Regions from separate parts of the Homo sapiens genome. Here region 1 is linked to region 2. A link is an interaction called in ENCODE POLR2A ChIA-PET data of the cell type or tissue named here. Cell type or tissue: endothelial cell of umbilical vein. All regions are shown on one strand. Each heading gives the region's core, and the rest is flanking DNA. Links, peaks and the distances in the headings are about the cores only.

Region 1 (16,427 bases), core at 4,640-12,639, 120 kb before region 2:
ACTGGCACAAGACAGGGATGCCCTCTCTCACCACTCCTATTGAACATAGTGTTGGAAGTTCTGGCCAGGGCAATCAGGCAGGAGAAGGAAATAAAGGGCATGCAATTAGGAAAAGAGGAAGTCAAATTGTCCCTGTTTGCAGATGACATGATTATATGTCTAGAGAACCCCATTGTCTCAGCCCAAAATCTCCTTAAGCTGATAAGCAACTTCAGCAAAGTCTCAGGATACAAAATCAATGTGCAAAAATCACAAGCATTCTTATACACCAATAACAGACAAACAGAGAGCCAAATCATGAGTGAACTCCCATTCACAGTTGCTTCAAAGAGAATAAAATACCTAGGAATCCAACTTACAAGGCATGCGAAGGACCTCTTCGAGGAGAACTACAAACCACTGCTCAATGAAATAAAAGAGGATACAAACAAATGGAAGAACATTCCATGCTCATGGGTAGGAAGAATCAATATCGTGAAAATGGCCATACTGCCCAAGGTAATTTATAGATTCAATGCTATCCCCATCAAGCTACCAATGACTTTCTTCGCAGAATTGGAAAAAACTAAAGTTCACATGGAACCAAAAACGAGCCCTCATTGCCAAGTCAATCCTAAGCCAAAAGAACAAAGCTGGAGGCATCACGCTACCTGACTTCAAACTATACTACAAGGCTACAGTAACCAAAACAGCATGGTACTGGTACCAAAACAGAGATACAGACCAATGGAACAGAACAGAGCCATCAGAAATAATGCTGCATATCTACAACTATCTGATCTTTGACAAACCTGACAAAAACAAGCAAAGGGGAAAGGATTCCCTATTTAATAAATGGTGCTGGGAAAACTGGCTAGCCATATGTAGAAAGCTGAAACTGGATCCCTTCCTTACACCTTATACAAAAATTAATTCAAGATGGATTAAAGACTTACATGTTAGACCTAAAACCATAAAAACCCTAGAAGAAAACCTAGGCAGTACCATTCAGGACATAGGCATGGGCAAGGACTTCATGTCTAAAACACCAAAAGCAATGGCAACAAAAGCCAAAATTGACAAATGGGATCTAATTAAACTAAAGAGCTTCTGCACAGCAAAAGAAACTACCATCAGAGTGAACAGGCAACCTACAGAATGGGAGAAAATTTTTGCAACCTACTCATCTGACAAAGGGCTAATATCCAGAATCTACAATGAACTCAAACAAATTTACAGGAAAAAAACAAACAACCCCATGAAATGTGGGCAAAGGGTATGAACAGTCATTTCTCAAAAGAAGACATTTATGCAGCCCACAAACACATGAAAAAATGCTCATCATCACTGGCCATCAGAGAAATGCAAATCAAAACCACATTGAGATACCATCTCACGCCAGTTAGAATGGCGATCATTAAAAAGTCAGGAAACAACAGGTGCTGGAGAGGATGTGGAGAAATAGGAACACTTTTACACTGTTGGTGGGACTGTAAACTAGTTCAACCATTGTGGAAGTCAGTGTGGCGATTCTTCAGGGTTCTAGAACTAGAAATACCATTTGACCCAGCCATCCCATTACTGGGTATATACCCAAAGGATTATAAGTCATGCTGCTATAAAGACACATGCACACGTATGGTTATTGCGGCACTATTCACAATAGCAAAGACTTGGAACCAACCCAAATGTCCAACAATGATAGACTGGATTAAGAAAATGTGGCACATACACACCATGGAATACTATGCAGCCATAAAAAATGATGAATTCATGTCCTTTGTAGGGACATGGGTGAAGCTGGAAACCATCATTCTGAGCAAACTATCACAAGGACAAAAAACCAAACATCGCATGTTCTCACTCATAGGTGGGAATTGAACAATGAGAACACATGGACACAGGAAGGGGAACATCCCATACCGGGGACTGTTGTGGGGTGGGTGGAGGGGGGAGGGATAGCATTAGGAGATATACCTAATGCTAAATGACGAGTTAATGGGTGCAGCACACCAACATGGCACATGTATACATATGTAAGAAACCTGCATGTTGTGCACATGTACCCTAAAACTTAAAGTATAATAAAAAAATTTTTAAATAAAGTGGGATAAATGATAGCATATTTGTGTAGTGATAGGAATGATGCAGGAGAGAAGAAAAATTTGCAATGGAGAGAAAGAGTAGATGTGAATCTTTGAACAGATATCTTTGAGTGTACAGAGAGGTGGGATCAAGTGCACAAATAGAGAAACTGGCTTTAAACAGGAGTTTGAATCGTCCAGAAGAATCAGGCAGAGGCAGAGTATGTGGTAGAGTTGCTGGCAGTGGTAACCTGTGGGAACCTGTGGAAGTTTTCTCTGTGTTCATGCTCATCAGCCAGCTTTCTGGTGTAGCCTCCTTCTCACAGGGCTTCCCTATAGGGAGGGGATATGCTTGACAGAGGACACAAGCATCTTACTTCATTCTCTGAGGTTTTTGTTTGTTTTTTTGTTTTTTTGGGTTTTCTTGCTTCATTGTCTTGTGAGCCTCTTTACCAGGAGTCTTAGTCTTATCTTCCTGTAATAAGATCAAGTTTCTTGGCCTGCAGGGTTGAAATCATGGCTTTTTGACTGTGATCGGTTTGCCTGGGTAATGTCAGCTAATGAGGTCTTTAGGTAGCCAGCCAGCTGACCTTTTTAGGGACACTCTGTTGTTTCAACAGTACATGTGTGAACAGTTAAACAGTAGTATGAGATAGTATATCCTTGTTGATTACATGTTACAAATCGTATATGCTACAGGAGTTCAAGGAAAGGAGAAATCACTGAAGAGTGGGTTGGAAAGATGGCATGATGAGTAAGTAATGAGTTAGGGAGAGGGAGGAAAAGGCGTAGTTCAGGCAGGAGAACCAGAATTAACAAAGATACAAAGCAAAAATTCCCCAGGTAGGTTTGGTAAAAAGAAGCCAGCCAGCATGTGTGGGGTCATTGATGCGCGATGTTTTCAGTGGTGAAGATATTAGCGCTGTAAGAGAGATGTTCATGGAAGAAGGAGACCTGATGGCAGGGCTGGCAGCCGGTTTCCTCGCCCATCCTTGTCTGTGACTCCTCTCCAAGAAGCACTGCTGGGAGCTGTCAGGAGCGTGTTTCAGAAGTAAAGGGACTTGGCAGGCAGTTGCAGTTTTCTAGAGTGGTTTCTTTTAGGGTGTTTGTGATAGGAGTTGTTTAAGTTCACAGAAATTAACTGTTTAAAACTGTTACACAATAATTTTATTTATATTGTTTTGCAAACAGGTATTAGAAGATAATCTAAGTCATTCAGACTGGGCTAGTGAGCCTGAGCTGCTAAGTGATGTCAGCTGTCCTCCTTTTCTTGAAAGTGGAGCGGAGTCTCAGTCTGACATCCACACTCGAAAACCTTTCCCCGTCAGCAAAGCATCACAATCAGGTAAAAATGAGAACCAAACCATTTCGAATTTTAAAGCTGTTATGCCCCTTAAAAATAATTTAGTCTAATCTTCTGATAATCCAAGGAAAGGGAACTTGGTCTAGCGAGGAAGAATCTAGCAAGGAAGAATGACTTGCTGAATCATATGGCTAAGACAAACTAAGTGAAATCTTAGCGCAATTTTTTAAAAGGCACATTGTCTCCATGTGAGTTTTTTGTGTGTGATTTTAAAGGGACATAAAGTTCAAGTGGATCCAGAAAGAAGGAGGCTGCTTCAGAAAGATCTATATGTGTGGGCTCAGCGTCTTCAAAGAAAAGTTGTAGCAGAAAAATGTTATTATGTAGCCATATAGTAAAATAGACAAAGATGGTATGTCCAGTTTCTAAGCATAGACTAAATCAAGCTGAGTAAAATTTACCTTGTTACATGTGTGTTTTACTTTCTGATATAATTCCATAACTTGAAATAAATAAGGAATGTATTTAAGATTAAAATATAGGCCTTCATTCCTTTATCAGTGTATCCACATCTCTTCCTGGACTGCACAGTGACACAGATATCAAATAAGTTACTTTTGGTGTAAAGTGTTAGGATCATTGACTAATTGGGCAACAAGGAATTTCTGGAGTTTTCTTCTCCACCTTTTCAGACAAGCCTGAGCTCAAATATTCCCAGAAGACCATGACTGTAAAACCATCGAACCTTTTTGAAAGAAGATATTAGCTCCTTTTAAAGCATCATGATTGTTTTGTTTACCTATGTGTAACAGTTTTGTTTGCTTATTTTTTTTTGTTTTGTTTTGTTTTGTTTTTGAGATGGAATCTAGTTCTGTCACCCAGGCTGGAGTGCAGTGGTGCAATCTCGGCTCACTGCAACCTCCGCCTCCCAGGTTCACGTGATTCTCCTACCTCAGCCTCCTGAGTAGCTGGGATTACAAGCATGTACCACCACACCCTGCTAATTTTTGTATTTTTAGTAGAGATGGGGTTTCACCATGTTGGTCAGACTGGTCTCAAACTCCTGACCTTGTGATCTGCCTGCTTCAGCCTCCCAAAGTGCTGGGATTACAGGTGTGAACCACCGTGCCCGGCCTGCTTATTTGTTTTTTAATAAATGATGATCCCTAGAGCTTTCTTTTAGTTTTTACATTAAAAGTAATCAATGGCCGGGCGTAGTGGCTCACACCTGTAATCTCAGGACTATGGGAGGCTGAGGCGAGCAGATCACTTGAGGTCAGGAGTTTGAGACCAGCCTGGCCAACATGGAGAAACCCCATCTCTACTAAAAATACAAAAATTAGCTAGGCGTGGTGGTATGCACCTGTAGTCCCAGCTTCTTGGGAGGCTGAGGCAGAATTGCTTGAACCGGGAGGCAGAGGTTTCAGTGAGCCAAGATCACACCACTGCACTCCAGTGTAGGTGACAGAGCAAGACTCCATCTCAAAAAAAAAAGAAGTAATTATTAGTGAAACTCAATATAAAACTATAAAATGCAGATAGTCACGAAGAAAATAAAATCACCAGTTACTGTACCAACTAGAAATTACCGCTACTGCTATTGTAGATCATTCCAGAAAGTTTTTCTTCATGTATGTATACGGAAAGAATTTATTTTGTTTTTGTAAAAATTTGAATTATTTCTTCATTCTTTAAATTTTTAAAAACTTAAAGTATAATAATAAATAAATTTTTAAATCAAAACTCTACAAATCATTCTATAAGTCTTGTTATAAAAAAATCGTAAAAATAAAAAATTGTTTTAAGTTGTAGTCCACCAGTCACGGCAGTGGACTACACCTATTGTAATCCCAGCATTTTGGGAGGCCAAGGAGGGAGGATCAGTTGAACCCAGGAGTCCAAAACCAGCCTGGGCAACATAGTGAGACCTCCATCTCTCAAAAAATAAAAATTAGCTAGGCATGGTGGTGCATGCCTACAGTCCCAGCTACTCAGGTGACTGAGGTTGCTGGAGTGCTTGAGCCAGGAGGTCGAGGCTGTAGTGCGCTGTGATCATCCCACTGCACTCTAGCCCGGCCGACGGAGCAAAACCTTGTCTTAAAAAAAAATAAAATTTGTAGTCTACCTTCAGCTAATGTCCTGTTCCCAAGGGGCATTCATTTTCAACTCTTTTGTGACTTTCATATTTCCGTATCACGTGCTTCTAGTATTACATCTTGATTTCTAGTTTGGGACATTAGCTATTCAATTCTGTTTTAGCTCTTTCACACATTCCTCACTGTCCCTTATCTGCACATAGTCCCCAGTACATGCATGTGCATTTCTCATTCTCTCTCTTCTCAATATAATTGCTGTAATTTTTTACTAGATCAGTATTTACTGCTTAAATTATTATAAATGTATACACATTATTTAGACTGAGCTGTATAGCTTACTATGATTACTTTTTCTGTATATCCTGTGGTTTTCTTGGAGTTGATAATTGTTATTTATTTAGTTTTCTGTTTATTACTAATCCATAATTTATTACTAATGTATCTCCACACTTCCAGTTCTTATAATCTCTTAATATCTTATGCATTCTATCAGTTTCATCTTCTGGAAGAAGTCTCCCTGGAGCCTCTGATCTGCTCTGATCTAGAATGATATCTCTAGACCTGTGGCCTGGCTGACTTTAGGATCTCTCCTTTTTTGTTGTTGTTTTTTTTTTGAGATGGTGTCTTGCTCTGTTGCCCAGGCTGGAGTGCAGTGGCACGATCTTGGCTCACTGCAAGCTCCACCTCCTGGGTTCATGCCATTCTCCTGTCTCATCTTCCCGAGTAGCTGGGACTACAGGCGCCCGCCACCATGCCCAGCTAATTTTTTTTTGTATTTTTAGTAGAGACGGGGTTTCATCGTGTTAGCCAGGATGGCCTCGATCTCCTGACCTTGTGATCTGCCCACCTCGGCCTCCCAAAGTGCTGGGATTGTAGGCGTAAGCTACTGTGCCTGGCCAGGATCTCTCTTTACCACCATCCTGAGATTCTGTCATTTTTCTTTTGTTGGAATTTTTTATTTTCTGCATCCCATTTCTTCTTTCCTGGATTACCCTCTCATTTTTGTGGAGCATCTTTTATTTCACAGAGAATATTAACGATATTTCATGCCTGACTTGATTGTTTTGGCCTCTGCTTTTTACATGAAAGGCTTCAAATGTTTAGTGAGCCTAAGATAGCTATTCTTACTTAAACATGGGAGACTAAAAAGTTGATAAAAGGCTTTGTTTCCGTGGTTAGTCTTGTCAGCTCTGCTCTGCTTGCAAGGTTATTTTCTCAGTGAACCCCAGCATTATCATCTTTAAATCTTTTCCCCCCGAGCTGATCAGATTCCTCAGAGAAATCTCTTTGAGTCTTCTGTTTGGCGGGTTTGTAATCTTGGCTGTCACTGTTCTGGAAACTGGGTAGGAAGAAGAAGACCGGAGGGGAATGGGGGATTGTTTTAGTATTCAGTATGTAAACTTTCACTTAAGCCTCCTGTTTTCACTTCTCAACAGTGCATGTGAGTGGCATGCCTTATTCTAGAGACCCTTCTCTCTGGAGAAGAAATTTCCAGTTTTTGGCCAAGACTAGGGAGGGGCATCACTTGGCTGCATGGATTTGGGATAAGAATCTGGATGTCTGGCTGGGTGTGGTGGCTCACGCCTGTAATCCCAGCACTTTGGGAGGCCGACGCAGGCGGATCACGAGGGCAGGAGATTGAGACCATCCTGGCCAACGTAGTGAAACTCCGTCTCTACTAAAATACAAAAAATTAGATGGGTGTGGTGGCGCACGCCTGTAGTCCCAGCTACTCAGGAGGCTGAGGCAGGAGAGTGGCTTGAACCCGGGAGTTGGAGGTTGTGGTGAGCTGAGATCACACCACTGCACTCCAGTCTGGGCAACAGAGCGAGATTCCATCTTAAAAAAAAAAAAAAAAAGAATCTGGATGTCTAACTGCTTCTTAATCTGGATTTTAAGCAGTCATCCTGGTGTTAGGCCTGCCTTCATCCAGTTTCTAGGGGTATGAGTTTCTCCAATTCCTGAGCCTTCTTTAGGGATCCCCAGTGAAAACTGCTTTTTGGCATATTCCCCACTGCTGACTTTGAATCTAGCTTTCCCAGGACTGCTAAGCCAATAATCACCTATCTGTATGCTTTCTGACTTCTAAAATTTTATTGTTCTTGTCACCTTTTTCATGTTATTTGTCCTCAGGTTTACATGTTTAAAAAATTCTCTTTATAATTGTTGTAGCAGGAGAGAGCAGAGGCTAACGTGTTTTCAATTTGCCACCTTAACTGGAAGTCCTTACATATTATAAGGAATATACAAAAAATTGTGTGTGTGTACACAACACACATTTATTTTATGGAAATCTGTGACTTTATATATTCATTTAAAACCGATGGTCCTTAAACTTTAGCATCCATCAGAATCACCTGAAGAGCTTGTTAAACCTTAGTAATTTGCAGTTCCATTACGTTCTCAGGTGATACTAATACTGCTGGTCCAGGAGTATACTTTGAGAACCACTGATCTTAAAGTTCTATGGACATTGTTTTGTAGTATACCATTGCATGGAATTACTTAATTAAACTTCTATTCCTGGCATTTAGGTTGTTCTAAATTTTTATATTATAAACAGTGCTGCCACAGCATTCCTTGACCCGAAACCTTTGCATGGCTTTCAAATCATTTCACTGGGATGAAATCTTCAAAGTAGAACTGTTGGGCCTATTTGCACATCAGGTTTCTACTCTGTGCTAGAGACTGTTCTGGGCACTGGGACATAATGGTGGCAAGACTGTCCGCCTTCAGGGTGTTTATATTGTAGTAGGAGGAGATAGGCAATAAACGACCAAATAAAGAACATTTTAGTCACTGATAAGTGCTATGAAGAAAGGACTTACAGAATTTGGAGAAAGGGATTTTGAGGAGTTATTTTGAGACTTTGTGTTTAAGAAAGTGTAGCTTCTCAGGGTCATTCCTAGTCCTGCTGCTTTTCTACCCTTACTCCTTATGTGACTTCACCTAATACCATAGCTTTAACCAACCACCAACTATATGCTGAAACTAAAATTCCTATCTCTAGTCCCACCTCTCCTTCAAAGTATAGATTCTTATATTCAGCTGCTGACTCAACATTTCTGTTGGTGTATTTAATAAGATTCACACTTAACACACATAATTCTAACATTGATTTCGCTCATCAAACTGGATTTTTTTTTTTTTTTTTTTTGGCCATCTTCCTTGTCTTGGTAAATGGCAATGCATTCTACTTGTTGCTCAGGCCAACAACCTTATAATCATACTTGTTTTCTTTTCTCTCATGCTTTACATCCAATCTATCAGCAAATCCTTTGACTCTGCCTTTAAAATCTATCTAGAATGCAACCATTTCTCACCAGCTGCAATGCTACCGCTCCAGTCCAAGTACCAGTCATGGCTTTCCTGGAAGAGTGGTCTTCTGTTTCTACTCCTGCCCTCCCGTAACTCCATTCTTCCCTCAGCAGCTGGAGTGACCTTTTTAAATACATAAATGAGGTCCTGTTGCTTCCATGTTTTAAAACTCTCCAGAAACTTCTTAGAATAAAATCCAAAGTACAAATAATGACCTACAAAATTCTACATAATGTAGTTCTTAATCTCTCTTCAGTATCATTCCCACCACTTTCCCTCAGAAATTTCTGTTCTTATAAAGAGAAAGAGGTTGAATGGACTCATCGTTCCACATGGCTGGGGAGGCCTCACAATCTTGGTAGATTTACGTAGAAACTATATTATGTTGCATCCCATGATGCTCTCACTACACTGGCCTTTTTGCTGTTCCTGCAGTTCACTCCTGCTAATATACTTGGTATTCTTCCCAACATCCTTAAGACTTACTTTCTGAATTAATTCAGGTCTCTGCTCAAATATCACCTTCTCAATGAGGTTTCTCTGACACCCATATAAAGTAGCGCATCTCTCTTCCCTTCCCATCACTTACTATGACTCTACATTGCTATTTTTCTATGTAGCATCACTATCTGTCAAATGTAATTTTTTTTTTTTTAGAGAAAGTCTCTCCGTGTTGCCCAGGCTAGTCTCGCATTCTTGGGCTCAAGTGATCCTCCTGTCTCATCCTCCCTAGTAGCTGGGATTACAGGTGCACACCATGGCACCTGGCTCTGCCAATTGTATTTCTTGTTTGTTTGTTTATTGGTCTGTCTCCCATTACTAGAATATAAGTTCTAAGAGAGATGAGACATTATTCACTTGTCATTTCCTGAGACATAGAAGAGTGGCACAAAGAATGAGATGAATAAGCATCTGGTGAATGAATGAAGATACCATAATGTCATATGGTAGAGGATACCTGAAAGATGGGGATAGAAGAAGGTGCTGCTCTAGCTAAGTTTTGGAGTTTTGGAGAGGCCTTGTAGAGAAGGGGACATGGGAGTTGAGGTCAGAGTCAAAGCAGTTACACATCTTTTGTTGTGCATTGTAATTGTGTATCCTTTCCTTTATTTAAAAAATTGGTTTATGTTCACTATTAAAAAATTCAAACGTTCAAATTCTTTTTTTTTTTTTCTTTTTGGAGACAGAGTCTTGCTCTGTTACCCAGGTTGGATGGAGTGCAATGGCACGATCTCGGCTCACTGCAACCTCCCAGGTTCAAGCAATTATCCTGTCTCAGCCTCCCAAGTAGCTGGGATTACAGGCGTCCACCACTACACCCGGCTAATTTTTTGTATTTTTTAGTAAAGACAAGATTTCACCATGTTGACCAGGCTGGTTTCGAACTCCTGACCTCAAGTGATCCACCCTCCTTGGCCTCCCAAAGTGCTAGGATTACAGGCGTGAGCCACTGTGCCTGGCTCAAATCCGTCTTTAGAATCCTGTCCCATCCCACTCCTACAGATATCCCATGATTACGTTTTTGGCTGATTTTATTCTAGTCCTTTATTACTCTTTATTGCCAAATTGCTCTTTGTAAAGGTTTTATAACTAGTTTTAAGATAATTGTATTAGTCCATTTTCTTACTGCTATGAAGAAATACCCAAGACTGGGTCATTTATACAGAAAAAGAGGTTTAATGGACTCACAGTTCCACATGGCTGGGAGTGCCTCACAATCACGGTAGAAGGTGAAGGAGAAGCAAAGGCACGTCTTACATGGCAGCAGGCAAGATGAGCGTGTGCAGGGGAACTACCCTTTATAAAACTATCAGATCTCGTGAGATGTATTCACTCTCATGAGAACAGCATGGAAAAAACCCGCCCCCATGATTCAATTACTTTCCCCAGGTCCCTCCCATGACACGTGGGAATTATGAGAACTACAGTTCAAGATGAGATTTGGGTGAGGACACAGCCAAACCATGTCAATATTTAAAATGCCTGTTTAGATTTTTTGCTGTTTTTCTTTTGTTATCCAAATAGTTCACTGGATTTTTAAAAATCTCCATTTATCTCCTAAGAAACGTCTGTCTGCTCTGGATCTCTGGATGGAGTTGAATACTCACAACGAAAGGAGAAGGGAATCGTGAAGATGACCATGCCACAGACACTTGCCTTCTGTTATCTGTCCTTACTTTGGCAGAGAGAAGCAATAACACTTTCAGATCTTTTGAGGTTAGCTAGACCTCTTGTATGATAATATTTTTGCTGGTTACTACATGAACTAAGTAGACAAACTTCGGATATTTTGATTTTTATAAGAAGGCTTAACTTGAGGAAGGAACTGGAAAGGTTGAGTAGCCTGAATTCTAATTCTGAAATGTAATCCCCCCTGGGCTAGTAATTCATCTTCTTGATTTTCTTATTTATGTAGTAGAAATTATAGTACTTACCACACATGGGCTATTGGAAAATTAATTATCTAATATAATCTTTTGAAGAGAAAAGTGACATTTAAGTACCTGAGTAATATTAGTAAATATTTTTCATTTCTAAGAAAAGATAAACAGGTGATCTTTACATTAGCAAAATGGTTATTTGTAGTTACACAAAAGCATATATTGGTGTTAAGAGCTAAAATATAGGTTGTCTATGTTTGTAAGGAAAAGTTGAAGACAAAACTGTTGAAAGGATGTGTTATCCAGATAGTAAGCGTTTATATTTTTCAGGATAATCTACAGAGTGTTTTGGTTAATGAATAAATTACAGTTTTATGTGTAAGAATTTCTCACTTAATAGACGTGCCAAAATTCTTATGTGCTGATTTTTTTCTCCTTGCTTTATATGTGTTCTGAATAGTAACATTTGGGTTTAATCAATATGTAGGGTGCTTTTAACAGCACAAATTAGGAACCAAACTGCTGGGTTTGAATCCTGGCTTTGCCACTTATTTATTATATGACCTTGAGTAAGTCATTTAATTTGTCTCTGCTTTTGTTTCTTCGTTGGTAAAATGGGGCTAATAATAACTACCTCATAGGGTTGTAACTACTTTCAATAATTAGCGCTACATGGAAAGCACGTAGAGCAGTGTCTGGCACATAATAAGACCTCAGTGCTAGTCATTACTGTTTTTGTTTTCATCATCACCACCATCATCGTCATTATTGGCTCAGCCCCTTTGATTAAATGTAATGCCTCCAGTAAATGATGATAGTGCCTTTGAATTTGGCCACATCAACCAAATAAAAACGCTTTCCTCAGGTCTGATTAACTCTACAAGCAGATAGCCCATGATTCAGTGAATTTTACTATTAATTTAAAAACCTGATCTTGTTTTGTATGCCCCCATTGGGTGATCTCATCTTTTCCCAACGCTTTAATTACCACTATACTGATGACTCTCAAATTTATATCTCTAGCCCAGACTTGTCTACTGAGGGCCAGACCCATAGATTCATATATACAGCTGTCTGCTGGACACAGCTACTTAGATGTCTTTATGGTATCTCAGAATCAGCATGACTAGAGGTTCATCATCTGTCTCCTTGATCCAGCTCCTTTTCCAGTGTTCTCTTTCTTAGTAAATGCCATCCACCCTGTTGCATCCTATCCAGAAGCCTAGGAATCATCCTTGACTCTTTCCCCTCTACGTACACTGTTGGTCAATTGTCCACTCAGTTATATGTCCAAAAACTCACAGAACCATTCTTCTCTGCATTCCCTCTCTCTCTCTGTCCTCTCTACCCTCATTTGGATTGCTTAACAGTCTCCCAGATGAGCTCTGTGTCTGTAATCTTGTGTCATTTCTATCCATTTTCCTCCTGATAACCAGAAGGATCTTACAAAAACATAAACCTAATCATGTCATTAGAGCTGGATAAAGGGGCTAGCCATCCTACCCAGGACGATCTATAAGGGGCTAACAGAACTCTCCTAGAAATCTAACAAGGTGGAGAAAGTCGTATTTACCTGGAATTCTTCTCAGGGAGAATATTATATGTGGTTGGAATAATAGGGGTAAGATACTACCCACCCCTCTTCTCTCCCTCCCTCTTTTCTCCTCTCTCTCTCTTTCCCTCTCCTCCCCCACCAAGGGGAATTCTAAAATGCCTTCAAGGAGATTAAATCTAGTTAGCTAGGGGGCTTTTGTTTTGCTCTGTGGAATACACAAGTTTGGGAACAGAGCTTAGTTGCTTGGGGCTATAGGAGAAGAGACTGTCACCATTGATATTCTTCCTTTGCTTTTCTCCCAGAAAGAGCTCTAAGTCATAAGTTCTCAAAATGTGGCCTCCTGACTTACAGCTTCAGTATCACTTGGGAACTGGTTCGAAATGTGAATTCTTAGACCTATCCTACACCTTCTGAATCAGAAACCCTGGGGTAGGACCTGATAATCTCTGCTTTAAAATAAGCCCTTCAGGGGATTCTTCTTCTTTTTTTTTTTTTTTAATTGTTTATTTTTATTTTTTCGTAGAGCTGGGGTCTTGTGATGTTGCCCAAGTTGGTCTCAAACTTCTGGCCTCAAGCAAGCCTCCTACCTTGGCCTCCTGCCTTGGCCTCCCAAAATGTTGGGATTATGTCATGAGCCACCATGCCTGGCCCAGAGGATTCTTATGGATGGCAAAGTTTGAGAACCACTGCCAAACTTTGAAAAAATATGTAAAGAACACAGTTTTAAGGGAGTATGTTATTAGCCTGGCCAAAGTACCCACATACCTTAACACTGTGCATGTCACTCCCTTTTTAAGTCCTCTAGCAGCATCCATAGTCCTTAGGATAAATTCATTACCCTGCAAATAGCCTGTAAGGGACCCTGCCTACCTAGCAATAATGGCATTAATGAATAAAAATAGCCAGCCCTTATTCATTCTGTAAATTTGTATTGAATATCTACTATATGCAGGTGTTGTTCTGGCATCTAGACCCTTGCGATGCAGTTGTGAATCATATAGGTCAAGTCCTTGCTCTCACAAATTTCAAGACCAGAGGAGGAAAAAACAAACACATACATATGGTTGGTGCAAAGGTCATTGCAGTTAATGGCAAAAACCACAATTACTTTTGCACTAACCTGATAAATAAGAAAAGGATCAGACAGGGAAAGGCTATTCAGAAGATTGAAATAGGATGGTATGATAGAAAATGACTAGATGGCTACTCTAGATTGGTTATTCGGGAAGGCCTCACCAAGAGGGTGGCATTTACTCTGCACCTTAAATGAAAATAGAGCCAGTGTGAATATCAGGAGTACAATAGACCTCACTTACCACAGAAGATATGTTCCAAGACATTGGATGCCTGAGAATGTAGATAGCACGGAACCCTATATACACTATGTTTTTTCCTATGTGTACATTCCTATGATAAAGTTTAATTTATAAGTTAGGCATAGTAAGAGATTAACAACAATACCTAATAATAAAATAGAATAATTATTACAGTGTACTGGTACTACTACTCTTGAGCTTTGAGGCTGTTATTAAGTAAAATATAAGGGGTACTTGAATGCAAGCACTGCAACACTCTGACAGTAGATCTGAGAATGAGCCAATGAACTACAAGTAACTCATGGCTGGGTGGCGCTACAGCTTGGCTGTGCTGGACAAAGAGAGGACCCGCATCTCAGGTGGGTCAGAGAGAGATGGCATGATATTTCATCATGTTCTTTAGAATGGCATACAATTTAACACTTATGACTTGTTTATTTCTGGAATTGTCCATTGTATATTTTCAGACCACAGGTAGCTGAAACCATGCAACACAAAAAAGAGGATGAGTGGGGACTGCTGTACTGGCATTCCGGGTAGAAGGAGGTTGCTAGTGCCAAGCCCTAAAGCAAGAGCTGTGTGATGAAGGAGCAGAGGAGAGTTCGTGTGACTGGAGTCAGAGAATTCTAGGGCGGAGTAGGAGGATGAGAGTGAACAGATCATCAGAGGCAGATATCTGTCTTTGTAAACCAAGTTAGGAATTTGGATTTTTAAAAATTGAGGTATAATTTATATATAATAAAATGCACCCTTTAAAAATATACAATTCAGTGGTTTTCAATATGTTTTCAAAGTTTGCAAAGCTGTGCAGTCTCTATTTTCAGGACATATCACTCTGGAAGGAAACCTCATACCCAGGGGAACTGCGGGTTTCCAGTGTGAGAGTAAGCCCCTGGAAGATTGCAGCAGGAGAGATACGATCTGATTGATGTTTTTAAAAGATCATTCAGGCAGCTGTGGAAAATGAGTTCTGGGAAGGGTGGAAGCACGGAGACCAGGTGGTCTTTTGCTATCCTCCAGGCAAGAGATGGTGGCTTGGATTATGGCAGTGGTAATGGTGACTGGGTTCAGGATCTGTTTTTACAGGTAGACACGACTTAATTCTAATGCAGTGGTTTTTTTCAGTGATCTGAGACAAAGGATGAGTTTACTAAATTTCTAACCCATCATAGATTGAAACTTTGGAAAATTACATAATTATAAGTAGAGACAGTGTTTCCAGGGGACATGGCTAAACTCTGTTGGTCAGGAGAGGCATATGAGATGCTTTTAGTCTACACCAGTTTTTCTGTCAACTTCCTGGATTGATCTAGAGAACTAGCTGATAATACCTAGGAAGGGAAATAGATTGTTCAGAACTTTGAGTAAGCAGCTTTTTTTTTTTTTTTTTTTTTTTTTGGAAAAACAAATACTTTTCTAAAAGGAGATTCAAAGAACTATTTATAAATGGTGAAAAACTGTTAGAACTCCAGATGCCGAAGACCTGCTCTTTGCGGACATTTCTGCTTCCCCTAGTCAGGTCTCTCATTTCTTCCTCTGCTCCTACAGAACTGACTGTGCCTCTGTTGTGCTGCTTGAGACAGTGTCTCTACTGACTCATGTGCAGGCTGTTTGTCTGACCTATTAGGGTGGGAGTGTGGAAGACCCTTCATCTCTTACTTATCTCTGCAGACTCCTAACACTCCACATAGTGCTGGCATGTATTATCACATAGGAGTGAAGACTACATAAATAATGAGCACATTAACATAGTGGAATACTAGGCAGCTTAAAAAGTGACAGGTATACATTACATCTTGTATATAAAATAATATTAAACCAAAAATATAATTTCACAATAATACAAATACTGATTACTGCACATAAATACTATCATATAAACGAAATATACTAATAAAAACTTAGCTGGGGAACCTTTAACACCATTTTTATGTAAATATTTCTCAACTTTCAGTAGAGTAAAAATTAAAACACATTTTTAATTGAAATTAAATTTGAGGCTGGGCCTGGTGGCTCACTTCTGTAATTCCAGCACTGTGGGAGGCTAAGGCAGGCAGATCACTTGAGGTCAGGAGTTTAAGAACAGCCTGGCCAACATGGTGAAAACCTGTCTCTACTAAAAATACAAAAATTAGCCAGGCATGGTGGTGGGTGCCTGTAAGTAATTCCAGCTACTTGGGAGGATGAGGCAGGAAAATCACTTGAACCTGGGAGGTGGAGGCTGCAGTGAGCTGAGATCATGCCACTGCACTCCAGGCTGGGCGACAGTGAGACTCTGTCTTAAAAAAAAAAAAGTGTTGAATCAGTTTTGTCCTTTAAGTGTTACAAAGCTGAAAGCCAAATGTCAGCCCAGCTCTTCAAGGCAATGCATTTTGTGTACTTATTCCTGTCTTTA
Region 2 (16,427 bases), core at 4,928-12,927:
TGGCACATGTTTATTTGCTGTACACTGGGTTCCTCTTAAGTAGCAGCTTCCAATGTCATATTCATAATGTGACTCAGCTTATTTTAACTTTTGAGAAAATGTGCGGGAGATAACTGATTTGGAGCCCAGGAGAGAAGGGTGTGACATCTCCTGCCTTCCATTTCGAAGGTGGGGGATCCCCCTGGATGGGTTCTCGCCGGCTTAGTGCATTGCTCAGGCACATGCTAGCAGCTGGAGTGAGTGTAGCCGGTGCTAACCTACTGCACTTGGAAGTCATCTTTAAATATTGTTCTTGTGGGCTGAGTGTGGTAGCTCCTGCCTGTAATCCCAGCACTTTGGGAGGCCAAGATGGTAGGATTGCTTGAGCTCAGGAGTTGGAGACCAGCCTGGGCAACATAGTGGAACCCTGTCTCTAAAAAAAAAAAAAATACAAAAATTACCTGGGCGTGGTGGCGCACACCTGTGATCCCAGCTAGTTGGAAGGCTGAGGTGGGAGCATGGCTTGAATCCAGAAGGCAAAGGTTGCAGTGAGCTGAGATCACACCACCACACTCCAGCCTGGGTGACAGAGCCAGACTGTCTCAAAAAAAAAAAAAAAAATTGCTCCTGTGGGAAGTGGTGGCTTGGGCACTGATAGGAAAGCAGACTTTTGAAACTGTGGGTTGAGAAGCTCAAAGTCTGGTTTAGACAGTTTCTCTGAAGTAATTTCATGATTGAATAGTAGAACTGTTGCTTAAGGAATTGGATTCTTCGTTTCTCTCATGGAAATAGACCCACCAGCATAACATCTTCCCGGGTTATTCTAGGGAGTTTTGACCACATCTGTGTGGAACTTCTTGAATGAGGAACACATTCCTGGGTGTTTAGTGATCGTTAAGTTCTCAGCCTATTAACAAACGTTACCACTTTTGTCTTAGGTTTAATCTGGGCATGTAAAGAATCCAGTTATGTTTAAATAAAAGACCCTTGCACTGATATTTCCATACCTAGAAAGGAGTATGGAAATAATTGTAAATTACAAATCATCCCTTGAACACTGGGCCCAATGTGATTTGATAACCAAAAGGTTAATAAGAACAAACTGGAAAGAAATGAGGACTGTTTAGTCTGCATGGGCAAAGATTGAGAGAGAACTTTATTGGAATCTTATAAAAATTGTGGATTAGAGGAACACTGATGTCATAAGTTCTAAAATATGAGGACACAGAGTACTACAGGTTATCCTAAGAGGTGGTGTCAACGCAAATATAGGTGGATTCCTAGGAAGTTTTTACTAAGTTACAGAACAGCTGCAGAGGGAGCTATGCTATTGGTAACTTTGGAAAATGACATCAGGAAAGCTAACCAGCCTCTTCCCCTGTCCTAGCTGATATTAAATAGGGATTCTGGAAGGGAACATAAGCAGAGGTTCAGAGCTGCCGACTCTTCCTCCTCTTTAAGGTCTGCTATTTCTATGACCAAAAGCAGTTTTAAAATAAACCCCTGATCACCTCTTTTTAAAAACCCTTTTTTAAAAAATGAGAAGCTGAGCTTCTCATTTAAAATAGACTTGAGTAATTTCAGTGATGTTAATATTTTCATGAGCTGTGCTAGGTTTGACTTGGTGCCTGTTGCTTATGGAACCTTCTCTTCCCTTGGCAGGTTTTCATCTCTGTGAACTGCTTAAGCACAGATTTCTCTTCCCAGAAGGGAGTGAAGGGGTTGCCTCTTAACATTCAAGTTGATACCTATAGTTACAACAACCGCAGCAACAAGCCTGTGCACCGGGCCTACTGCCAGATCAAGGTCTTCTGTGACAAGGTAAGATCGGCAGGGATGCTTGGAACAAGTGTTTGAGACACACTCATGGAAAAAGACCAGGGTCTCTTTAATATTTAATGTCAAAATGAGAATATAGCTGCTAATATAGAATAACTTTTAAAATTATTTTTATTTATTTATTTATTTATTGTTGAGACAGAGTCTCCCTCTGTCTCCCAGGCTGGAGTGAAGTGGTGCAATCTCGGCTCACTGCAATTCTGCCTTCTGGGTTCAAGCAATTCTTGTGCCCCAGCCTTCCCAGTAGCTGGGATTACAGGTGCACACCACCACGGCCGGCTAGTTTTTTGTATTTTTAGTAGAGACAGGGTTTCGCCATGTTCCCCAGGCTGGTCTCCAACTCCTGAGCTCAGGTAATCTGCCCACCTCAGCCTCCCACAGTGCTAGGATTACAGGTGTGAGCCACCGCGCCCAGCCTTTATCAGAGATGAGGTCTCACTCTGTCATCCAGGCTGGAATTTAGTGGTGCAATCACTGCTCACTGTAGCCTCAACCTCCTGGGCTCAAGCGATCCCCCAAACTCAGTCTCCTGAGTAGTTGGGACTACAGGCACATCCCATCACACCCAGCTAATTTTTAATTTTCTTGTGGAGATGGGGGTCCTGCCATGTTTCCCATGCTGGTCTTGAACTCCGGTCCTCAAGTGATCCTCCCATCTTGGCTTCCCAAAATGTAAAACAGCTTTTTTTTTTTTTTGAGACAGAGTCTGGTGCTGTCGCCCATGCTGGAGTGCAGTGGCGCAGTCTCGGCTCACTGCAGCCTCTGCTTCCCGGGTTCAAATGATTCTTGTGCCTCAGCCTCTCCAGTAGCTGGGATTACAGATGCACACCCACCACACCTGGCTAATTTTTGTATAGAAACAGGGTTTCGCCAGGTTGGCCAGGCTGGTCTTGAATTCCTGGCCTCATGTGATGCGCCCACTTTGGCTTCCCAAAGTGCTGGGATTACAGGTGTGAGCCACCATGCCTGGCCTAAAATAGCTTTTAATTATTGTTTTGGCCTTGCAAAGACACATTATGTAGAGATTTTTGAAATTACGTTTTAACTGATAGATTAGAAGGGTTGATAAGTACGTTTTGTTGGGCATGTCTGATAAGTAAAGGAGGTGCACACAGGACCCTCTGAGCCCAGCTGCTGGAAGTGTAGGCAGTCACCCCTGCACGGGAGCTCTTCCTTAGCTGTGTCCGAGTGGCTGAATCACAAAGTGCTGTGCCTTCACAGCCCTCTTCCCCAAAGGCCCTTCAATAAGCATGGGGAAGGAGAGGTGCGGATTCTTCTCTACAGCCACAGGGAGGCAAGAAGAAAAAGTGCAGGGCCCAGAGGGATCTCTGCATGACCTGTTTTCCCTGGTGTGGCTCTTTTTTTATCTGGAGAAGAGAGGCTTACTTTTGCCCAGTGCAGAGCCAGGGGCTGAGCTGGATTCAATGCAGGGAGAGTCTGGAAGGTGCGTCGAGTCTTGAGGGGAAAGTTTGTGCTGGCTCGAAACTGGGGAGCAACCGTGGATGAGTGGACATTCCATTGAACTAAGACAGCAAGATCTTGAGTTTTTCCTACTCAAAAATATTGGACCTATTTTTGGCAGGGGACGGGGGCAGTTCTTTTCATCCTATTAAGGGAGCTTGTCTTTTATTGAGATTTTTAGAGGGGCTAGGTAACTGGAAGTATGTTTGCTGTCAGAGGCCTGGTCTGTCACCCTGGCTTTTGCATCAGGTACACAAAGCACAGTGGCTGAGCACAGTGAATGAGCCTGAGGCCTTTTTTGGATTTTTTGGATGATGTTTACTCTTTGTGTGGCATTTTGGTGATTTTCACCTTCCTGGGTGCTCGACATTTTTGTATTATTGTGAATCTCCTTGAATTTTGTCCTGAAATCTGGTTAAGTTGCTCGGAAACCATCTGCTCGTTAAGATCTTATGTCTATGATTTGCTAGGCGGATCTGGAGCTGTGCTCAGTGTAAGGCTAATCATCCCGCGCTCCTGAGCAGGATTTTTCTGAATATTCTACCAAGTGCCCTGCTCATTACAAGTTTTCTCACATTACTTCCTTGTAATAATCCTCATGACAGGGATTTCCAGTCCATCCCATATGGTGGGAACAGGTACTGTTTCTGGCTCTGTGTGAGTTTCGGGCACTGTTTCTCTAATCTTTTCGGATGTCAGTTCCCAACCCTGACCCCCAGCCTTGGGCAGCTTCCTGGTACCTGTGTACCTGTTGGTACCCGGCCACGTACTGGAGTGGGGCTCACTGAAGATCTCGGAGCTCTTTCCTCTTTGGTACTTTGTCCTGCTGCCTTGGTCTCTGTGGACTTCCAGCTCTGTCTCCTCAAACCTGGGCACCTGGACTGAGAATACATGAGAATTCCCATGCCATGGCCTGGGAACTCTGAAGGCAGCAGCCAGCATGGTTTGAGGACTTGCCGCGGGTTCCTGTCTCCCAGGGATCACTGTTCTTTAGTTGCCTGCTGGTCAGGGCCTTCTCGTTCTTGTTTCTGCATTTCGTCTGGTTTTTGTTGTTGTTTCAGGGTGGAGGGTAAATCTGATCTGTGTTACTCCATGTTATGTAGAAACAGAAATACCTTATTCTTTATAGATACACAGATAAATAAGGAGGGACAGTCCTATTTTGTAATAGGACTGCACCCTCCACCTTTTGGAGGAGGGTGGTGTTTATCATCAGAATGAAGTTATGGTTAGACTTGTTAGAAGGGACAGAGAGACCCAGACCAACTTCATACAATAATGGCTAGGAGATTGGGGATATTTACCTGTTTTTCTGTGTCAGGGAGGGACTGTTGTGTCAATGTTACATAGCAATTTTTATAAGCAGGTTGTATATTTACTATGTTAGTATGCTACCACCTTCTAGAAAAGGCAGAAGGTGGTTTTATATTCTGTTTTTAAAATGTGGTCCTTATTATATAATAATGCTAATAAGATCAGTGGGATTTTTATTGCCTCTTTTTGCTCTCAGCAAATTTATTTAACAGAAAAATAAGCTACCAGTTCATCCTTAACTGGAGCACTATGTAAAGAAATCTGTACCATCCAGAAATTAATTCCAATAAGTCAAGCAAAATGATTAAATGTAATGTTTTTAAATATGCTTCATTGCCTGATTTTGGGCCGTGTTTGTTACTAATATGGTTCTTTTGAACTTTGTTGTTGTGGGTTCAGCTGCATGGTACTATCGGTCTTTGAGCAGTTGATATACAGAGTACACGAGTGTCTTTTTCTAGGACTCTGAGTACACTTTTTCTCTTTTTTCTTTGAGGGAGTCTCACTCTGTCACCCAGACTGGAGTACAGTGGTGCGATCCCAGCTCACCGCAATCTCTACCTCCCAGGTTCAACTGATTCTCCTGCCTCAGCCTCCCGAGTAGCTGGGATTACAGGCATGCATCACCACGCCCGGCTAAATTTTTTGTATTTTTAATGGAGACAGGGTTTCCCATGTTGGCCAGGCTGGTCGTGAACTCCTGGCCTCAAGGGATCCACCCACCTCGGCCTCCCAAAATGCTGGGATTACAAGCGTGAGCCACCGCGCCCAGCCCACTTGTTCTCTTTTAAGTGATGATGCATATTTCTAGTTCCATCTTCACTTTGTGAATTCTGCTTGGTTAGATCTGCCACATGGTTGATACCAGGCCCTTGGACTGAATCACAGCCTTCAGTGATAACCTTGGCCATATAGGAGAGTATACTCAAGAGTAGGGCCAACTTGGGTTTTTTCTTTCATTTCCTTTTCCTACTGGACAAAGGGAAAATACCCTTGTGTCTTTGCAGGCATGTGGTATACTCACAGATTTTCTCAGCTTTCATTTAACACGACCACATCCATTATAAGGAGAAATTTTGCTTTTTTTTTTTGAGACAGAGTTTCGCTTTGTCACCCAGGCTGGAGTGCAGTGGTGTGATCTCAGCTCACTGCAACCTCCACCTCTCAGGGGTTCAAGCAGTTCTCCTGCCTCAGCCTCCCAAGTAGCTGGGACTACAGGTGCCCGCTACCACGCCTGGCTAATTTTTGTATTTTTAGTAGAGGTGGGGTTTCACCATGTTGGCCAGGCTGGTCTCGAACTCCTGACCTCAAATGATCCACCCACCTCGGCCTCCCAAAGTGCTGGGATTACAGGCATGAGCTACCGCTTCCGGCCGGAATTTTGCTTTATTTGTTTTTCAAATAAATGTTGTTCCCTGTGATTTCATAGAATTAAAAATAATTTTAAGACTAATCTTTTTAGAAGAAACTACTATGATAAGCCTCATGAATATAGTAAGTAATGGGGTTCCTGTCCAGAGAAGGGAGAAAGGCTTCTTCTTCCATTGGTCAGGATAAGAGTTAAATATTTTAAAGAAGATTGGAAAACAGAATCATATCTTGTCTTCTCTTAACCTACAGGGAGCTGAGCGGAAAATCAGGGATGAAGAACGAAAGCAAAGCAAAAGAAAAGGCAAGTGTCCTGACCCCAGCTCCCAGGTGAATGCCTGTAAGTAGAAATGTTCCCGGCAAGCTTCAGACCTTTTCCATTGAGAATGGTGGCTGGAGTTTGCACGCAGAAGACAGTGGGTGTTCTTCCTGTTCTGCAGTGTGGCACTGCCTCTTCCTCAGATCAGCAGCAGATGCCAGCTCAGCGGGAGGGGTTTTCCTGGGGACTACAGGATAGATCCCTGGGTTTTCCCGACCTCAGCGTTTTTGGCTCTCAGTTCTAGTTCAGACTTCTGTTTCCAGTCTTGAAAAATGACAACACGTTCTGCATGAATCACTGTTAAAATTGGGACTTATCTAGATTTTTTAAAGTAATAATAATGGTCTTGAGAATTCAAGATGTCTTAACTCCAAGTAAGATCATATTTTGTATCTAAAGTATAGTATTTTAATATTTGCAGAATCTATAGGGCTTCTGTTTGGACATTTCACCAGGAAGGCTTTGTTTTCTTTTTTTTTTAATTGTGACCAGTATTCATATTCACAAAATCTTGTATCTAAAATGAAGAAAGTGCTGTTCTGTGCCTGTAGGGTTCCATCTGTAGTACATGGGCTTCTGGCAGCTCTTTTGAATGGTCTGTCTGGCTCAGCAGACATTTGCCCTGCAACACCTTAGTCAGGATTCTCCTACTGGTATCAAAGTACAAACTCCCAGTGACACTTCAGAGAGCAGCTGACTAACTAGGAGACCTCATTACTGAGTACTTCAGGGCCAGCCAGATCATTGGGGAAGATGGAGTCTCTAACTTACTAAATTAAAAATTGGATGGGCATGCTTACACTTCACCTCATTGTCGAGTTTCTTGATATGTTCTGAAGTCAATGGGTCCATGAGTGTTGGAATGTAAATTATTTAATGAGGACAGCTGAGGTGAAATTTCTTCCAAATTATGTTTACACAATTATACATTTTAGCCTTTCCAATGAAAACTAAATACGCTCTGCCTCTGTCGCAAATCTTCTGTGGATATGCGTCTGTGTGTGTTTGAAGATACCTTTTCCCTTTTGATTTGATAAGACATTCAGTTGATTTTAGTGGAAATACACACAACAAATTCCTTTACATAAACTGGGATTCTTAGGCAGGCAGCGTGCCCTGTTGTATCTTACAGAGTGCTACACTTGGAGTATCTTACTCAGAGGCGAGCACTCTGTGGCCTGCATCCAGTCTGTATGTAATCCTTTGACCTTGGCTTCCTCTTTTTTAATTTTTTTTTTTTTCAGTTTCTGATGTTAAAGTGCCACTGCTTCCCTCTCACAAGCGAATGGATATCACAGTTTTCAAACCCTTCATTGATCTCGATACTCAGCCTGTCCTCTTCATTCCTGACGTGCACTTTGCCAACTTGCAGCGGGGCACTCATGTAGGTAACCAGGATCCCAGGGGAGGTTACCAGGAAGGAAGGCATGGCAAAAGGAAATTCTTTGGCATTATTCATGGGAAACAGAAGCCAAAATTGAGTGAGGTTTGACCAGTTAGTCAGCTCTTTGGAATATTCTGCTGGGGTGACATGATGCCCGTGCAATAAAAATGGTAAGCATCGCTGATTTCAAGGTGCAGTGCAGCCTGTCAGCTTTATTCTGTTTGTATTCATTCATTCATTCGTTCGTTCTTCATACCTACATATCCTAGCTCATTTAAAAGATTCTAGAATAGTAGCATAATTTGGAGTTTGAGCCTGTCATCTTTTTAAACTTAACTTGGGGCAATACCTAGGTTAAGGAGCTCTTATAACATAAGAACATCCGAAGGCTTTTCTCACAGTTCCAGTTACTGAGCCGTCCTTGCCACGTGTAGTTACCAATGGCCATGTCTTGGCAACTAAAACTAAATTTTAAAAAATGGTCACGCCCTGTTTTGTGGCAAAGGCTTACAAGGGATAGAAACTTCAGTAGAATGAAGCATGGTTTTATGCTGAGTGCAAATAAATATCAAAAAGACAGTCTTTCATGCACTTTGTGGACAGATTTATAAGGACTAAAGATTCGTCAGAGTTCTTGGGGCCATGGCCAGTACATTTAGTTTCTAATGGGAAGCTGGAGGTGAGCAGGGGTTAGCACACTGTTTTTGTGAAGGGCTGGGCCGTAAAGGTTTTCAGCTTTTGGGGCCCCGTGGTCTCCACTGTGCTGCTCAGTGCTGCCGAACTAGTGCACACATGGCCATAAGCAGCATGTGAATGAATGAGCGTGGCTTTGTTTCAGTAAAGACTTTATTTACATGAACTGGCTTTAGACCAGATTTGGCCCAACCACTGAGTTAAAGGAGTTCAAGACATCTGTAAGAATCTGTTATTGAAAACTAAGGCTAAAGGATTTTATATTAGATTGGTGAAATTCAAAATTATTTCCATTTTAGGAATAATTCATTTATGGCCAAACATTTTGAGCATACATTTGAAAAGCAATCTATTCCTTTGGTCTTAGGTCCTTCCCATTGCCTCTGAAGAATTGGAGGGTGAAGGGTAAGATTTATGTTTTGTTTTGTTTTGTTTTAATAATGGAAATGATTTCAAACTTGTAGAAAAACTGCAAGTACAGTACAAAGAACTCATTTTTCCCTGAGCCATCAAGGATAAGTTGCCAGCCTGATGGCCCATCACTCCTGAATATCGTGGTATATATTTCCTACCAACAAGGACATCCTCCTGTGTCACAGTCAAGATTAGAATATTAACATTGCTTCATTAGCACCAATAATGTCCTTTATAGCAAAAAAGGATCCAGTTCAGGATCACACATTGTAGTTGTTTGTCATGTTTGTTGATCTTCTTCAGTCTAGAACTAAGCCACTCCTTAACTTTTCTGACCAAATATTTTTGAAGATTACAACCAGCTGTTTTGTAGACTCTTCTTAGTTTGCGTGTGTCTGCTGCTCTCTCATGGTTAGATTCCAGGCCTGGCAGGGATGTCATAGAGGCCAGGCTGGGTTCTCCGTGTGTCCTAGCAGATGGCGCTTGATGTCAGTTTATCTGTTACTAATGGTGTTCTTTGGTCACTTGATTAAGCTGGTATCTGCCAGCTTCTCCACTGCAAAGTGGCTCCTTTTATAGTAAGTGTTGTCTGGGGAGGTGCATTGTAGCTTTGTAAATATCTCATTCCCCATCAAACTTTCAGTTTACTCGTTCATTTATTGCTATCAGTATGAACTCATAGTTTCCTGTTTTATTCAATAAGCTGTGATTCATTAGTCATTTACTTTGATGCTCAGGTTGTCCCAGAATTGGGCTCTGCCTTCCTGTGCCGGGCAGCCCCCTACTCATGCTGCCTAGTGGAGGGGGGCTGACGCTACCCCTCTTTGGGCTATCAGAACCTTCTTGATGGCTCTGGGACTTTTTCAACAAGGCAAAGATTCTTTTTGTTTTTATTTCATTTTACTTTTAGAGACAGGGTCTTGCTCTGAGGCCCATGTAGGAGTGCAGGGGTGCAGTCACAGCTCACTGCAGCCTTGAGCTTCTGGGCTTAAGTGATCCTCCTGCCTCAGACTCCTGAGTAGGTGGGACTACAGGCACATGCCACCACACCCATCTAATTATTATTATTATTATTATTATTATTATTATTATTATTATTGTAGAGATCCTGGTCTCAGGCAATCCTCCCGCCTCAGCCTCCCTCTTTCTGTTATCTGCCCTCAGAAAGGTGCATCCTGATGGAGAGAGCCAAGATTTCCATGGGAAGTTCATTCCTCAGCATCCCTCTTCCCTCATCTTCCATCCATTCCCAGGGCTTAAACCGTCATACTGGGGACATTCATGCCCCACACGTTACCCATCGTGCCTCTCTTTGAAGGCGAGGCCTGCACTGCCCCTTTGATTCTTAGTGTTTCAGGCTTGAGTCCTGCCGGCACTTTCACTAGACGGCTGCTGTGTGTTAGGAACTGAGGTGGCAGAGTCTCGGAGGCTCAGCCCCTGCTCCTGAAGTGGCCATTCTGCTCCAAATCCAGCACTCCCTCCCTTCACTTTCAGTTATCTACCTCTTCTCTTGCTTGCCGTGACACCACCTGCTGGACCCTCCATGCCAGGTGCCCCTGGTAGCCAGGCGTTCGTTCGATCTGAGTTTTTCTCTCCTCAGACTCTCCTTGGTCTGTTCTCACCTTTTGGCTTCCATGATACCACCATATTTTAAACCTGTGGAATCCTGTGCTCGGATTATACCAGCCTCCTTCCCCTGGTTTTTCTGCTTGAAGGTCCTGGGGTCCCCTCCAGTCTTGACCACACACTTTGGGTACCAACACACTTTGGGTACCACACTCAGTCTCACAGACCTTTCAACTATTCCCTCTTCTCTGCCATGTAAAATTTAATTCCTTAGAGCTGAATGATCAGGACATTCACGGTAGAGTCGGCTTCCCGAAATTTCTAGATATGGCTTCCTGTGGGCCATTCTGTTTGAGCCAGGCTGGCCCTGCATTTTCCTGCTCACACTTCCTCAGTGTTTTGAAACATCATCTCCTTTGTCACTGCCTGTACAAGGTTATCTCAGATCCTGCCTCCTCCATAGAGTGTTTCCTGAAAAGAAGCACCAGACAGCCAGGCGTGGTGGATCATGCCTATAATTCCAGCACTTTGGGAGGCCAAGGTAGGAAGATCGCTTGAGCCCAGGAATTTGAGAACATCCTGGGCAACATAGGGAGAACCCATCTCTACAAAAATAAAAAAATTAGTTGGGTGTGGTGGTGTGCGCCACTTGGGAGGCTGAGGTGGAAGGATTGCTTGGGCCTGGGCGGTTGAGGCTGCAGTGAGCCGTGATCCATGATTGCACCACTGCACTCCAGCCTGAGCAACAGAATGAGACCCTGTCTCACAAAAAAAAAAAAAAACCAAAGCGCCTCATCTTCGAGAAGGCAGCTTTATCTGATGAGAGTGCAGATACCTGCAGGGAACCTGAGTGTGGTCCCATGTCTGCCTGTAAATATCCATGAGCCCTGGAGTCAGGATCTTCCTTTAGCCTGATTTTTCATCCACAAATAAGGAAGCTGGACCAGATAAAGAATGAAAGTCATTTTAAATCTAGTTCCATGACAGGCTCTAAAACACCTTAATGTTGATGCAGCTGGTTAAGTTGAATCACTAACGGCATATTTTGGATCACTGCAGCTCTGTCTTGAAAAGGGGGCCGTACGGCACAGAAGATGACTTTGCTGTCCCTCCTTCTACCAAGCTGGCCCGGATAGAAGAACCAAAGAGAGGTGTGTTCGTTTCCATTTCTTAGTGGGAGTTTTAAATCAGAAGTGAGTTCAGAATCTATCAAAAGCATAAATGGTTCAAGCACATTTTTCCCAGTTTCACTTGCTTGGGAATTCTTCCATCAGACTGACATCTAGCTTGAGCTAGGACTTAGAGCAAAGTTCAGAGAAGCTGAAACCTGTGTTCCTTAAGACAGAATTGATATTGGCTGATGCTTGTCATCCTTGATGTGAATGTGGTTTTTATTTTAGCTGGTACCGTGGTCTGTTTTCCTCTTTTGCTCATGTGAACTGTATCCTTTTTTTCCTCTCTTTTCCCTTCCTTATTCCTGGTTGGGGATTGATTAGTGCTGCTCTACGTTCGAAAGGAGTCAGAAGAAGTCTTTGATGCCCTGATGCTCAAAACCCCATCTTTGAAGGGCTTGATGGAAGCTGTAAGTAGGATCAACTCTGTAATCCCCTGTACAAAATGAAAGGACAAGTACATAGGATTTCATTGAAACACTTTATCAGATGATCCAAATCCTTTGTCAGACCTTCTGGAATCCCTGACACCTTTCTCGAGTCGTCGTGCGTCCCACATTTTATCCTCACCCAGGGGTCTTAACTCACACAGTCACTCAGTCACACCTGTTCCACTGAAGTGAATGCATCTGTGATGGCCTATGAAATGTTTAATTTTTATATACGTGGTTAAAGGGAGATTGCCATTTAGCAAGCCACTTAGAAGCTAACAAAAGTGATTTTTAATCAAGTACAATCTTAAAAACTTCATACATAAAAACAGTGGCTCCTCAGTCTACCTTTAAAACTCCCAATCCTAGGAAATTACTGAACTTGCATCAAGACCTCACTACAGCCTATTGCAGAGAAAGTAGACGTGTAACCAGTGATGGCCGTAAGTCCATCTTACGAGGATCTCAGCACGAGGCTGGAATAAACTGACCCCATGCTCCCTGTGGGGATATCAGTAAGAGAGGAAACATGGAAGGCTGCTGTGTTAATTTCCCGTTCCAGCTGTGCACTGGAAAAACGCATGTCATCAGCACTGAGTGCAGATATTTACCAGCCTGTCTCCTAGAGACCGTAGAGATCTTTAAGCTCAAAGTGTGTCCATAATTGGGCTAAAAGCATCTCCCCCAGCTCCCTCTGATGACTGTAGTGTGTTGAATTCATTTAACACATCTTGATAAAGGGCTTGCTTCATGCCAGGCACTGTGGCGGGCACTGGAGTTATGCGCGTCAGTGACACAGTGCTGAATGGAGTTTATTTTGTAGTTAGGAAGACACAGACACCAAAATAAGCAAAGAAGTTGAGGTCATTTTTCAGGTACTGATGAGTGCCATGAAGATTAATAAAGCAGGGAGATGGGGCGTGGGTTTGGGGAGCTGCTGTGCGGTCTCTCAGCCAGGCGCCCCAAGTCCACGGGTGTCACTCAGTGCATCCCTGCCTGCCCACAGCACAGGCAGCGCCGTTCCCACTGTCACTTCCTGCCTCCTAGGATGTCCCCTGGGTTTCTCTTTTCTTGCCTTTTGATGACCCTTCATCATGTCTTAAGAATCATGCAAACTGGCCAGGTGCGGTGGCTCACACCTGTAATCCCAGCACTTTGGGAGGCAGAGGCAGGAGGATCACCTGAGGTCAGGAGTTCGAGACCAGCCTGGCCAACATGGAGAAACCCTGTCTCTACTAAAAATACAAAAAATTAGCCAGGCTTGGTGGCAGGCGCCTGTAATCCCAGCTACTCGGGAGGCTGAGGCAGGAGAATCACTTGAACCAGGGAGGTGGAGGTTGTAGTGAGCTGAGATCCCGCCACTGTACTCCAGCCTGGCATAGCAAGACTCCGTCTCAAAAAAAAAAAAACAACAAAAAACAAACAAACAAAAAACATGCAAATTCTGATTACAGGGAAAGAGGAGAGTAAAGAGGATGCAGAATTACTGGGCCAGCATAACTGTTCATGGCTCACGAGGAACTCATGACAGGTCTTACATGTCAGAACACAAAGTATTATCATCCACTCGTACAGAAAAGAAAAAGGGTTTGTGTGGTGAGAACTTGGAGCTGGGGTCTGGTCTGAAACACGTGTTTGGAAGGTTGGCAGGATCTGCACGTTTGCCACCTGAGGCTCTGTTTCTCAGTGCCACCTTGAGCTTTGCTCTGTGGCTTGAGGTGAAGCTGGTGATGCCAGCCTGAGGATGGTCTGGATGACAAGTGTAACGTTTGATCTAGAGTGAATCAGCTGTTTGTCCTTGGAGCAATTCACCCATTCTCTTTAAAAATATTAAAAATAGCCTCTATGTCCCGAAAGGAAGACAGCCACAGCTCCCCAGAAGCTCATTACAGTGAGGGGCAGCCGGGCTGAGGAGAGCTGGAGGCCCCCAGCACACGAGCTGGGGCTTTTCCATGTCTTTGTGTCTGCGTTTTTGAAAAACAAAAAGTCGAGTGACTATGCATGTGTGTGTGTGTGTGTGTGTGTGTATATATATACATATATATACGTATATATATACATATATATACGTATATATACATATATATACGTATATATATACATATATATACGTATATATACATATGTATATATGTGTGTACATGTATATATATACATATGTACATATATATGTACACATATATATATACATATATATGTACACATATACATATATATGTACACATATACATATACATATATATGTACACATATATATACATATATATGTACACACATATATATACATATATATGTACACACATATATACGTATATATGTACACACATATATACGTATATATATGTACACACATATATACGTATATATATGTACACACATATATATACGTATATATATGTACACATATATATATACGTATATATATGTACACATATATATACGTATATATATGTACACATATATATACATATATATATATTTGTTGTTTGGTTTCTAAAGCCTTGATACAGGGTTTTGTAATTATTTTTCTTTCCTCTTTTAGATCTCAGACAAATACGATGTTCCCCATGACAAGATTGGGAAAATATTCAAGAAGTGTAAAAAGGGGTAAGCAGCCACTGCGTCCTGTGTACCTCGGAAAGTGCTGATGCCCCCCGCAGTGCTAGTGTGACGCACCCCCCAGTGCTGTTGACACCCCCCAGCACCATGTAACACACCGTGCATGCTAGTGACACCCTCCTGTGCCAGTGACACACACCCTGTGCCAGTGTGACACGTGTGCATCGTGCCCAGTCCAGAAGCAGCCAAAGAAACCTGGGTGCTGGAATGTGGCTTTTCTAAATTATATACGAAATTACTTAGATAAAATTGATCTGCCTTGAGGAGATCTTTGTGTATTGTTTCTCCAAGTCACCTTCTTTGCCCTCCACATGCCTGGCAGCAGTGCCATGGCTCCACACTCCAGGGTGTGTGGCCAGCGCCACTGAGGATGGCCAGGGCAGCACCTCCGTGTGTCGAGCCCGTTGGAGCCGGGCACTGGGTTGGGCACGTCCCACGGTGCTGCGCTTGGTCTTCACGTCTTCTTTCTGAGCTGGTCTCAGGGCTTGTTTATATTTATAGACAGGCGGCTGAGGCTCAGAGTTCAAGAGGCTTTTCGGGGCCATGGTTGGTATTCCCTGCCTCTGCAGCCCATGCCCTGCTCTACCCTCCTGCTCAGGATCCTATTTCCAAGTTATGTCACGTTGCTGCTTTGTCTAGAAATTAGTATTTTTAGTTCTTTTTTGTCTGTCTATGATGTTTGGCATGGATAAGCAGTGGCTAGCATAAGAATTTTTTGGCTTAGTTTTAAAACAAATTCTAATGGGAAATTTCTAGATGGTTCTAGTGGAAAGAGTTGGACTTAATAGTAGTTAATTTATTTTTGTTTATTTTCTTGTTTTTGTATTCTTTATTTTTTGTTTGATAATAGTAGTTCATTTAAACTTTGAGGCTCACTTGCTGGAGTGTGTAATTTGTCAGGGGGCTGTGACTTCACATCATGTAAGTTAGTGTTATTGATGTGCTTTTGCTTTATTCATTTAGAGATGGTTTCACTCTATCGCCCAGGCTGGAGTACAGTGGTGCAATCAGAGCTCACTGTAGCCTTGAACTCCTGGGCTCAGGCCATCCTTTCACCTCAGCTTCCCAAGTAGCAGGGACTACAGGCATGTACCACCATGTCCAGCTAGTTTTTAAAATTTTTCTGTAGAAATGGGATCTTGCTATGTTATCCAGGCTGGTCTCAAACTCTTGGGCTCAAGTGATTCTCCTGCCTCAGCGTCCCAAAGTGCTGGCATCACAGGTATGAGCCAAGTACCATTTACCAAGTGACAACTATGAAATACATGCTGGAAATAATAATCATAAATAAGCCAGTATATTTCATTTTCCAAATGCTATGATATAAATATATCACCTGATTTCCTCCTAACTCAATTCTCTCAGCAATCCTATAAGATGGGTACTATTATTATCCCCATTTTATAGATGAGGAAGTTGAGGCTTAAGGAGATTTAAATAATTTGCCTCACATGCTGCAACTAGTAAGTGGGAGAGCTAACAGGTCAATCTAGGTCTGACTCCAGGACCAAGTGGCAGTGAAGTTGGTTGGTCTTGTCCCCCCCCATCCAGGATCCTGGTGAACATGGACGACAACATTGTGAAGCATTACTCCAATGAGGACACCTTCCAGCTGCAGATTGAAGAAGCCGGGGGGTCTTACAAGCTCACCCTGACGGAGATCTAAAGGCCTGCGGGCCACAGCTCCCCAGGAGTTCAGTGCAGGTGTTTCTAGATCTTACGGTTTGGCAACTGCAGGTAACCCCAGTCAGCCATGTCGCCAGCACAGGTCTATGTCGAGGGAATGGGTTCCTTGCAGGTTGGAGGCGGGGCTGCATCTGGCTTGGTGGTAGCATTTAATCTATTGCATTGGTGTTTTTCAGATGAAA

Evidence for each region. ChIA-PET counts read pairs that join two places held together with the same protein. Peaks named below come from ENCODE experiments on the same cell type or tissue, not always from the same donor. Only the 100,000 strongest peaks of a DNase experiment are listed, where the experiment ranks them.
Region 1: POLR2A ChIA-PET joins it to region 2 with 9 read pairs; 3 of 35 experiments call an interaction of 5 or more read pairs at or near these places.

What each region holds. Positions count from the first base shown.
Region 1 is chr2:9,865,022-9,881,448 of GRCh38, forward strand. TAF1B (TATA-box binding protein associated factor, RNA polymerase I subunit B) reads left to right here. Exons shown (of 15, transcript NM_005680.3): 6 at 3,255-3,408; 7 at 10,844-10,997. Among named protein-coding and RNA genes, the nearest start is that of TAF1B, 30 kb to the left of the region's middle. In endothelial cell of umbilical vein, for the core only: no CTCF peak of the experiment used is centred there; no DNase peak of the experiment used is centred there.
Region 2 is chr2:9,984,483-10,000,909 of GRCh38, forward strand. GRHL1 (grainyhead like transcription factor 1) reads left to right here. Exons shown (of 16, transcript NM_198182.3): 9 at 1,642-1,800; 10 at 6,214-6,265; 11 at 7,525-7,664; 12 at 8,725-8,762; 13 at 11,397-11,488; 14 at 11,834-11,919; 15 at 14,483-14,547; 16 at 16,111-16,427. The coding sequence ends at 16,225. LOC124905970 (a long non-coding RNA gene) reads right to left here. Exons shown (of 2, transcript XR_007086207.1): 2 at 8,493-11,945. Among named protein-coding and RNA genes, the nearest start is that of GRHL1, 41 kb to the left of the region's middle. In endothelial cell of umbilical vein, for the core only: no CTCF peak of the experiment used is centred there; DNase peaks (open chromatin) are centred at 7,559 and 9,429; H3K27ac peaks cover 2,960 bases.